2 separate regions of the Homo sapiens genome follow, and region 2 is linked to region 1. The links are chromatin contacts, found by Hi-C or POLR2A ChIA-PET in ENCODE. All regions are on one chromosome and are shown on one strand. The core of a region is the stretch at or near the end of the contact, and the rest is flanking DNA. Distances in the headings are between cores, read along the strand shown. Region 1 overlaps BLOC1S6 (biogenesis of lysosomal organelles complex 1 subunit 6). Region 2 overlaps SQOR (sulfide quinone oxidoreductase).

The links. A loop is a pair of places that touch in the nucleus more often than their neighbours do. ChIA-PET counts read pairs that join two places held with the same protein, here RNA polymerase II (POLR2A). Pooled maps may share reads with other maps.
Region 2: a map of CD14-positive monocyte shows a loop between it and region 1 (2.4-fold over the local background). The contact joins two enhancer-like sites. A Hi-C loop is called at or near these places in 7 of 168 maps with a recorded cell type or tissue (CD14-positive monocyte, CD4-positive, alpha-beta memory T cell, PC-9 and 2 more), 5 of 37 single-sample maps with no recorded cell type and 13 of 50 pooled maps. POLR2A ChIA-PET finds 5 or more read pairs at or near these places in 7 of 52 experiments (B cell, MCF 10A, Panc1 and 4 more).

The regions. Positions count from the first base shown.
Region 1 is chr15:45,600,750-45,605,958 of GRCh38, forward strand. BLOC1S6 (biogenesis of lysosomal organelles complex 1 subunit 6) reads left to right here. Exons shown (of 5, transcript NM_012388.4): 3 at 2,351-2,438; 4 at 4,679-4,765. Among named protein-coding and RNA genes, the nearest start is that of BLOC1S6, 16 kb to the left of the region's middle. Within about 2 kb of position 3,787, at least 3 of the 41 ENCODE cell types and tissues checked have a DNase peak (open chromatin) inside an H3K27ac peak, as active enhancers do; they include CD14-positive monocyte, where a contact is called at or near this core.
Region 2 is chr15:45,638,944-45,644,129 of GRCh38, forward strand. The region is part of intron 1 of SQOR (sulfide quinone oxidoreductase); the gene reads left to right. Among named protein-coding and RNA genes, the nearest start is that of SQOR, 6.5 kb to the left of the region's middle. RefSeq lists an enhancer at 2,845-2,894. Within about 2 kb of position 2,713, at least 21 of the 41 ENCODE cell types and tissues checked have a DNase peak (open chromatin) inside an H3K27ac peak, as active enhancers do; they include CD14-positive monocyte, where a contact is called at or near this core.

The DNA of each region.
Region 1 (5,209 bases), core at 2,537-5,036:
CTGGTCTATAGTTTTTCTTTCTTGTAATATCTTTATCTGGTTTGGCTTTAGGGTAATGCTAGCCTCATAGAATGAGTTGGGAGGTGCTCCTTTTGCTTCTGCAGTTGTTGCCCTTTATCCAAAGGAGGATATGTTCCAAGACCCCTAGTGGATACAATATTTTAAATAATTTTGTGCATGAAACAAAGAGTTTTGACTGTGACTTATCACATGAGGTCAGGTGGGTCATTCATTGTCCAAATGTTTCAGGTTTTGCAACATTTTGGATTTTCAGGTTATGGATGTCAGCCTTTATACACTATGTTTTTTCCTATACTTACATACCTATGATAAAGTTTAATTTATAAGTTAGGCATAGTAAGAGATTAACAACAATAACTAATAATAAAATACAGCAGTTATACTATAATAAAAGTTAAGTGAATGTGGTCTCTCTTTCAAAATATCTTATTGTGCTGTACTTACCCTTCTTGTGATGATATAGCACAGCTGCAGTTGACTGTACGTGCCTAAAACTGAAGAAAGCAAAACTGCAGATAAAGGAGGACTGACATATTTTCTGGAAGAGACTGTGGGGAATTGGTATCACGTCTTCCTTAAATGTTTGGTAAAAATTACCAGTGAAGCCGTTTGGTCCCGGTACTGTCTTTTTTGGAAGGTTATTACTTACTGATTCAATTTGTCTAATAAATATAGGCCTACATAAACTTTTTGTTTCTCCTTGTATAAGTTTTGGTAGTTTGTATCTTTCAAAGAATTAGTCCATTCCATCCACATTATCAAATTTATGAGCACTGAGTTGTTGAAAATATTCATTTATTATCCTTTTAATGTCATGGGATCAGTGGTGATTACTGCTCTTTCATGAATAATACTAATACTTTGGGGTTTTTTTTTCTTGATTGGTCTCACTAGAGGTTTATCAATTTTATTGATCTTTTAAAGAACCACCTTTTTGTCTCATTGATTTTTTTGTTTTCCCCCTTCTATTGTTTTCTAGTTCTAACAGCCTATTTTTGCTGTCCTGTGTATCTCAGATGGTTGACTTGCTGGGTTTTCCTCTCATCCATTCTGTATTTCACTTTCTGTGATCTCTAGTCCAAGCTGGAGGGACAAAGTTATTTATTTATTTATTTATTTATATTTGTAGAGATGGGGTCTCACCCTGTCACATAGGCTGTAGTACAGTGGTGTGATTATAACTCACTGCAGTTTCTAACTCCTGGGCTCAAGCAATCCTTCTGCCTCAGCCTCCCAAGTAGCTCGGACCACAGGTGTGTGCCACCACACCCAGCTCATTTTTTGTGTGTGTGTGTGTTTTTTTTGTTTTTGTAGAGGGTCTTGCTTTGTTGTCCACGCTGGTCTTGAATTCCTGGCTTCAAGCAATCCTCCTTCCTTGGCCTCTCAAAGTGCTGGGATTATAGGCATGAACCACTGTGCCCAGCCAAGAGACAAATTTATGACCTGTAGGGTATGCCAGACTCAGTGCTGGATAGTAGAGATGTTGTAATTGCCCTGAGCCTGTTCGTTGTTATTTCTTTTTTTTTTTTATCATTATTCTCTAGATAGCACAGTTTTACAAGCAAATGACATATTTTTCTTTGTAGCATTCTTTAAAATATTCAGGTAGGTGACCCTTTTAATGTCACTTATTCCTGTGATCCTAACATTGATTGATGTGTAAAGAAATATCAAGGAAGTTGGCTTCTCTTCCTCAATGAGTTTTGAATTAGAATTGTAATGAGAAACATTAGAAATTATCTGGTCTGATCTTCTCACTTTGTAAATGAGGAGATTTAGGCCAGAGAAATAAACTGAATTTCTAAGATCATATAGCTAACTGGCTGTTGGCCGGGGAAAGCTATGATTTCCAGTCCTGTGCTTTTTTCATCTTACTGCTTAATTATTCTTTTTGACTTACTATCCCTTGATACTTCATCTTCCTCACCTCTAATCTGAAAAACCATTGTTCCTCATTTCCTTTATGGGAATGTTGCAATTTTAAGATATATAAAACATTGAACTTCTTGGGCAAAATACTATAAAAAACTTCTTTTTTGGAATAATACAGAGAGTTGTTAAAAGTAACAAGTAATAAAATACTTTTAAATGATTGGATTATTTTAGTTATTAGAAATTGAAGCAAGAATAAAAGACACATTTAGTTATCAGAATGTGGCTTTAGAATATTATTTTGAAAAATCTTATTCTATATTAAATAAACCTTAGAGAGTTAATACATTTCCTACTTAACTAACTGTTACCATTAACCAAGATGAATATGATTCCTTTTAATGGACCGGCACTTTAAATATGTAGAGTTTGTCTTGGCTGTGTGTTTTTGTTTCAGACAGAACCAAGTTGTATTGTTAGACACACTGGAACAAGAGATTTCAAAATTTAAAGAATGTCATTCTATGTTGGATATTAATGCTTTGGTAAGTATGATTTAGTTGATGTAATTTAATGACATCTTGTCTTAGCAATAGCTAAGACTTAGCTAAGCAATAGCTAAGATTTTAAGCTTAGAATTTGTCTTTTTAACAAGAAACCTTGATTGAACTTCTGTTGTGTTGAATTGTTATCTTTCAAATGTTGAATTTATAGTAGGAAATTTAACTTATTTGTGCATTTGGAATAGATCTGCTTATAATTGAAGACTTAGAAAAGAGAACTTAGACTTGGCATAGTGGCTCATACCTGTAATCCCAGCACTTTGGGAGGCTGAGGCAGGAGGATTGCTTGAGCCTAGCAGTTCAAGACCAGCCTGGGCTACATAGTGAGAACCCATCTCTACAAAAAGTAATTTAGAAAAATAGTTGGGCATGGTGGCACATGCCTGTAGTCCCAGCTTTTCCAGAAACTGAGGTGGAAGGATTGCTTGAGCCCAGGAGGTCGAGGCCACAAGTGAGCTGTGATTGTGCCACTGTACTCCAGCCTGGGTGACAAAGGGAGACCCTGTCTCAAAAAACAAACAAACAAAAAGAGCGAACTGGAAGTAATGAACCTTTGGGGTACCATTTTTTTTTTCTTTAAAGAAAGTGCATTTCTCTTTACCAATTACATGGTTTCTTAAATTAGCATTTTATTTAATTATATGGCATATTCATAATGCTATAATAAATTAATGCTATAGGCTGAAGTGGACGCTTTGAGAATGATCAGTTATATCTTTCAATATAAATAGTTGAACAGTTGAATTTCATCAGAAGTTCTATAGCTTTTTGATGAGAGGAAGTGATACTCTGTATTATAAGAAACAAGGAATTAACCAAAAAAAGGAACTTGTTTTGCTACCTTTATTTTCTGATGAACATTAAAAATAGTTTTGTTTGTGGGCAGGGCACAGTGACTTATGACTGTAATCCCAGCACTTTGGGAGGCTGAGGTAGGAGGATTACTTGAGGCGTGCAGTTTAAGACCAACCTGGCCAACGTAGCAAGACCCCATCTCTATTAAGAAAAAAAGAAGCTGGGTTTACATGACTGTAGCCATTCATGCATACCTCAAAAAAATGGACTTTTCTTTGGACAAAGATGGTTTACTAATGTTTTCCATTTGTAACAATTAAAAACAAAGTTCATATTCTCTGGCATTAGAGGCCTGTGGAAGTAAATACAGAGCCATCTGCCCAGTAGTTCCTGGTTTCTTGCGAGGGAGGTGGGCAAGGCTACACTGACCTATTTTTGTGTTCCCCACTGAAATCCTGTTGCAACAGAAGGAATATTTGTTGAATGAATGAATGTTGAATGAATTAACCAAGCAGATGTAATACTGTTGCTTTAGTCTGAAGGGGCAGGATGGAGTCTTCCTCTTTTTTCTTCTCTTAGTCAAGAGTAGTTTTTATTATCATCTGGGAACTGAAAACTGGAAGGCCCAGGATATGTAAAAAGGCACTGTAACTTCTGAGCTAATCAGACAATGACTTTACTTGCAGCTACATTAAGGCTGTGAATCTCTCTACTGACATTTCTTTCATTTCTTCTCTTTCTGTAACCTTGTCTGAAAATAGGGTGCTTTTCTCCTTCTCTCTGACATCTCTAGGCTTGCATCATCCTCCCATCTTCTCCTGACATAAGACTTCATTTTAGATTATGCAGGTTGGCTGAGTTGTAAAGTCTGTACTTAAGACTCCTCAAGAAGGAAAGTGTCCTCACAGAGATCATTCTGCTTAGTCTGACTAAAGCAGCCCAAGGAATGGATTAAACTTGTCCACAGTCCTTTCTGTCCAGGGCTCTGTGGCCACAGTTTGGGTTTTCCTTATGGGCAGACACTTCACTTAAACTGTTTCATGTGCTCTGGCTCAGTCTGTCTCTTGTAAAGGCAGAGAGAATGTTTTACTTTTCTTAAATGAAACTGATAGCATTATTAGATAGTCTTATCTGAAATTTTAGAATTATATGTTTTTAAAGCAAAATATTGTCTATGCCCATCTTAATATAAATGTCTATTTTATGTTTAGTAACACTTTTGTCAATCTGAACTAAATCAAATGTCTTTCAAATCCTACTAACAATATAAGGAAATCTTTATTTTGGAATTAAAATGTGAAGATAAGGCTGTAAAAATTTTGACCAATTTAGGAAGCACAAACTATCATTTATATATTGCCTTATTTATTCATTTTGATATTTTAGTCTATTTTAACTTGACTTTTCATTTATTTTTCCATGTTAAGTTTGCTGAGGCTAAACACTATCATGCCAAGTTGGTGAATATAAGAAAAGAGATGCTGATGCTTCATGAAAAAACATCAAAGTTAAAAGTGAGTTGAAAATTCTTTCACATTCTTTACAAAAGTAGAGGTTTAATTGTTTTTTGTTGTTTTTTTTTTTTTTCAGTATTCTTTTTTTTTTTGAGACGGAGTTTTGCTCTTGCCGCCCAGGCTGGAGTGCAATGGTGCAATCTCGGCTCACTGCAACCTCTGCCTCCGGGGTTGAAGCGATTCTTCTGCCTCAGCTCCCCAGGTAGCTGGGATTACAGGTGCCCGCCACCACACCCACCTAATTTTTGTATTTTTAGTAGAGACAGCGTTCTACCATGTTGGCCAGGCTGGTCTCAAACTCCTGACCTCAGGTGATACGCCTGCCTTGGCCTCCCAAAGTGCTGAGATTACAGGCGTGAGCCACTGTGCCCGGCCAGTATTCATATTTTGACTTTTATACCCTCATATACAATAGCATAATTCATTCATGGTACATTGTTTTCT
Region 2 (5,186 bases), core at 1,463-3,962, 37 kb after region 1:
GGACTTTCAATCTCCAGAACTTTGAGAAAATAAATTTCTGTTCTCTAGACTTCATCTAGTCTATAGTGTTTTGTTATGGCAGCCCTAGAAAATTAATACAACTGGTTCTACCAAATGGACAATAGGTTTAAAAAAAATGGCTACAACTAGGCACCATCTCTTTTAAGTCATGATCCCGACATGTCCATCACTTGCTCTTAGGATCTCTTACCCAACCTATGCAGAAGAGTCTCCCATGTACTTTCCTTCTACAGACACCCTGTGTGGTCCCTAGGATCTTGCCTGAAGTTGTTAAAGCCATATTCAGCTTCATGATTTTGACTGTTAGGAAAAGAAAAACTTGGCCTCTTCAGCAAGTGACCTAGGTTAGCTGTTGTGCCATGTACATAGTAAGTACTTTGTAAATGTATGGTGGGTGATGGGTGATGATGTTATGATCATCCTTAAATACCATGGGGTGACTCCCTTCTGATCATAATGAATCTCCATGTTTTGGCCCTAGCCCAGCCCTCAGGGAACTTTCATGCCACCTAGCTGGGAACCAGCAGCTCTGGCCCTAGCTACATGAATGGAGAGAAAATGGCTATGTCTGTATCCTGGTACCAATTCCTGACTTCTGGGAGGGAGGGCTGCTTCTGGAAGTGGGGATTGTGGTGATTTCACTCTATGATAACTTTCTTATATCTTTGGCTATTTGTTCTAAGGTAGCCCATGATGTCTCCATAGGAAAATGATGTGTTTTAACAACCACCATGTTTGGAGTATAGATTGTGAGAGCTCTTCAAGACAGTGCTGGGTCTAGTAAATGTGGTTTTGTGTTTCTGTGAGCACATAAATGATGCTTGAGATGGATGAGGGGCCATCTGAGTTTGGAGGAAAATCATGAGCCTTTCAAGGTCTAGGTGATCAAATCTAAGCTTGTTTTGAATCATTGAGTAAGAAAGGTCTTTAATGGCAACTAGACACCTCCACTTATTTTACACTCAGGGAAATGGACTCAAAATGGTAAATGACTATCTCATGGTCTTACAATCTCCATTTCCTCACTTATAAAATGGGAATAATAATTCCCACCTCTCTGGTTTTTGTGAGTAATTACGTAAAGTGCATAGCACAATGCCTGTCACATATCAACACTTCCACAAATGATTTGGGGACTTGCGGGGAGAGATTGAGAGGAATGGTTTCCATTCTAATTATGTTCCAGACCTGCTTATTAAAGCCTTGTTATTCTTTGCCACAAAAATTCACATCTCTGATCAATCTAAGGAGTTATTAGAACAAGCGTCCCCATTTGAAAGCCTGCTTGTGAACTTCCATTTTCCTTTTCTCATTTAGAGGATAGCAAAGTTTTAGAGAAGCAGGGGACCTTTGATGCCACCCAATCTGATCCTTTATTCCATTGATGAAGAAAGCATGGCCCAAAATGGGTCAGGAAGAGCTGTACCTAGCACTCCCTGGACTGTGGTCCTGGGTCTCTTGACTCTTGATATGCCCTCAGACAAAGCTTCACCAGGAACGGGTCATTGTCATCTAGCTGGACACAGAAGAGACGTGAGCTGTCTACACCTCATTCTGTCTCAACTATTAAAGGATTGAGTTTAGAGTCTCTCCAACTATGTCCAAATAGCAAATGTATACCTTGAAATTAAAGAGTGTTTTCTCATTATGGTAAGACCTCACACACTGGATTCCAAGGAATGATATACTTGAATGAAATGGCCAGTCCCGTTTACAGTGAACTCCTTGCATGTGAGACTCTGAGTGGAAATCCCAATGCTCCTGAGGCTGATGAGTAATTTTAATGTGGTCATTTAACAAACTCAGGAAAACAAGTTCATCCCTGTTGTGTGACTGGGAGTACACTGATTCCACCTCAGGCTTCTTTTTCCAGTGAGTCATGTCCTACAGTCTGCAGATGGGCACACACAGGCATATACAGACTAGAAAGGAAACCTGAAAATTACCTGACCAGAGGCCAACTATGAGTGGTGGGGTTGAAGGGGAGCTAAGTCGTGCTTCTTTATGTACTAGAATGTGAGAAGTCAGGCTCCCACTGGCTACAGCAAGCAGAAAAACAAGGTGTTCTTTCATTTTTTTTCCCCCTATATAATTCAGTCAAAACTCTTAACTTTCATTTGAAATAATCCAATTGACTGACATATTTTTTCTTTCCTGGAATCTGAATGCAAGCATTTTCCTTATGTAAATATAATTTGTGTTTTCTGCTTAGCAATTGTATTGGTTTGGTGAAATTGTCAGTTCTCTTGTTACAATGCATTCTCTGATTGTAAAATAAGGATAGGTCAGGATAATTTGTAGGAAATTTCTCAGGAGCAAAGGGAGCCACTGTTTCATTGTAAAGTCCTCATTAGCAACTCTTAATCAGTAACTCTGCAAAGAAAATTCCTACAGTTTTGCCCCTGAAGAGTGAGGGAACTAAAGAACCCCAGTGCAGCTCCCAGTCCTTGAATCATCAGAGAGCTATATAGATTGTTCCTATTTCCCCAGTGACTCAGTCCTGGCCCACTACTGGTGTACTTGCTTCACAGCTTAATATTTAAACAAATGTTTGGATTTATAACAGCTCCAGAGGGAGAGTTTCAACATGGCCCTGCAGGGCTAAGTGAAGATTGCTCCATTTTCTTTATTTGTTAACAGTATAGTAATCCAGTTCCTGAACACACAAGGCAAGAATAGCACTGCCATTACTCAAGCAGAGGTGTGCCAAGAGGAAGAGCACAGCTGCTATCCTTTCTCGGAACAACACTCATTCAGTTTTCAAGGGGGGTGCTTTCCTTCTCCCTCACAGTGCCTTGGACCTTTACTCCACTTTGAGTAATTCTAGTATTGCTGCTCACATCCTGTCTTCATTATATTCACCTGAACAAGTGGATATAATGTCATCGTTCACATTCTTCCTTCTTCTTTATCCCCTATAGCTGATTGTCGCAAAAATGTCAATGTGTGTCTCACATTCACACCCCTCATCTCTGTTCCCATTCAGACCCCACCCTCACTGTGCCTGAATTTCTGAAACAGCCGCTTAATGGATCTTCATATTCCTGGTCTTTCCTGTTATAACAGACAGACTCTTCTTACCCATCACTGGCTGTGCAGTGCCTAGCACAATCCCTGGCATTTAGTAAACAATCAAAAATGCTGAACTCAACTGAATTGCTCCAGTTCATCCTCTCAGCTTCCCCTGGGGACTCTTTATAAATCCAGTTTTATTAAGACCTTCCAAGGGCTCTCACTGCCATTAGCAGTAACCACAGGCTGAAATGCACACCAGGGCTGAGCAGGTAACAAATGAACAACATAGGCTGAGTGGGGCTGGAGTGAACTGAAACCTTGTGCATGGTGGAGAAGACCAATGACTGCTCAGCTCCAGCCAAGAGTTTCCATGTGAGAATGTGGGCTTAGTGTTAGAGGCCAAGAATCTGGAATATTTTTTGTCGAGATCTCCAAATTTTTTAATGTTGATGACTAATTCAAAATTCAAGAAAAGCACTGTGAGCCAAGCAAAACACAGCTCTGGCCTGCACTTGGCCTGCAGGTTGCTGCTTTGTGACTCCTAGATCAAATTGCCATTGTCTGGGAATAAGCTCTCAGACCTAAACTTTAGTAACACATGCCTATCCAATCTCATTTCTCCCTCTTCCCAGAGCGCTAGACTGCCCTCCTTTATATCCACCGTTAGGAGATTCTCATTGCAAGTGATTCTCCTTTCAAAATCTTGAACCCAACTGTCCAAAAGTAGCCCGAACAGGTCCCTGACATAACTTCCCTTTTTCTGCTCACATAATTCCTTTTTCTTCAGCTGTCTAGATGTCAACTTTGACTTTTTTTTTTCTTCCAGAAGCCTTTCCCACGTCTTCCGAAATTATTCTCTCTTCCCAGCCTCTATCTTATCTGAATCTTTGTTTGCATTTCTAATGCTAACACCTAATTCAGGAGCTTATCGCTCACACCTGGACCACTCCAATAGTCTCCTAACTGATTTGTCAAAATTAGCCCATGTGAAACTGGTTTTGTTTCTCCTCCAACAGGAGGGTTAATTTGTTCCAACACCAGAAGATTCTCTTACTCAAAGCTGCCCCTTTGTGCGATCACTTTCCAGAACTTTGTTTTCCCATGTAAAGCCTCAATGCCCTAGCTAAAAGAGTGGGAGGGGGTCAGGCCTGGAGAAATTGCTGTCTCTCAGCTTGCATCCTTACATACAGTGGGCGCTCAATGAATACTTGTGGACACATTCTTTTTTCTTTTTGAGATGGAGTCTTGCTCTGTCACCCAGGCTGGAGTGTAGTGGTGCGATCTCGGCTCACTGCAGCCTCCGCCTCCCAGGTTCAAGCAATTCTTCTGCTTCAGTCTCCCAAGTAGCTGGGACTACAGGTGCGTGCCACCACGCCCAGCTAATTTTTTGTATTTTTAATACAGATAGGGTTTCACTGTGTTAGCCAGGATGGTCTCAATCTCCTGACCTCATGATCCGCCTGCCTCAGCCTCCCAAAGTGTTGGGATTACAGGCGTGAGCCACCATGCCTGGCCTGGAAACATTCTTAAACAGCAGCAGAATTGTGACCATGCGAATTTCATGTAAGTCTATTTCACAAAGATACACTTACATATTTAGCATAGCTAAATGTAAGTAATTTAATCGTATATCATTTGCGCAGGTAAAAATTCTCCTAATAAAAATTCAGCTTAGATTATCTTTCCTGATTTTCAGTTCTGCAAACTTAGCCCCTGTGTGATTGAGACAAATTCAGTGTAGGTATAAACCTGAATTTGCACATAGACTTATATGCTGCAGAAAACTTGTTTCTCACCTTCTTTTCTGAGCACTTCTGGCTGATGCCCTCCTTTATCAAGGTTAAATGGATAAAATAGATGTGAAGATTTTTCTTGGTGGAGAAGATATCTTAAGTTTCAATAGAATGGAGGATAGTATATGACAAAGGAAAGGAAGGCCACGTGCTGCTTCTTCTAGAGCGGTTACTGCCTTAAAAACTCAAACTGTAGCTATGTTATTTAGTTGCAAAAATTTATAAAAATTTAGCTCAATCACCCACAAATTGTAACATTCTTCGGTACTATGTAATTAAATTGCATTTTAGAGACGGCATAGAGACGGCGTATTTTTTTTTTCTCCTTTTTGAGACGGAGTCTTGCTCTGTTGTGCC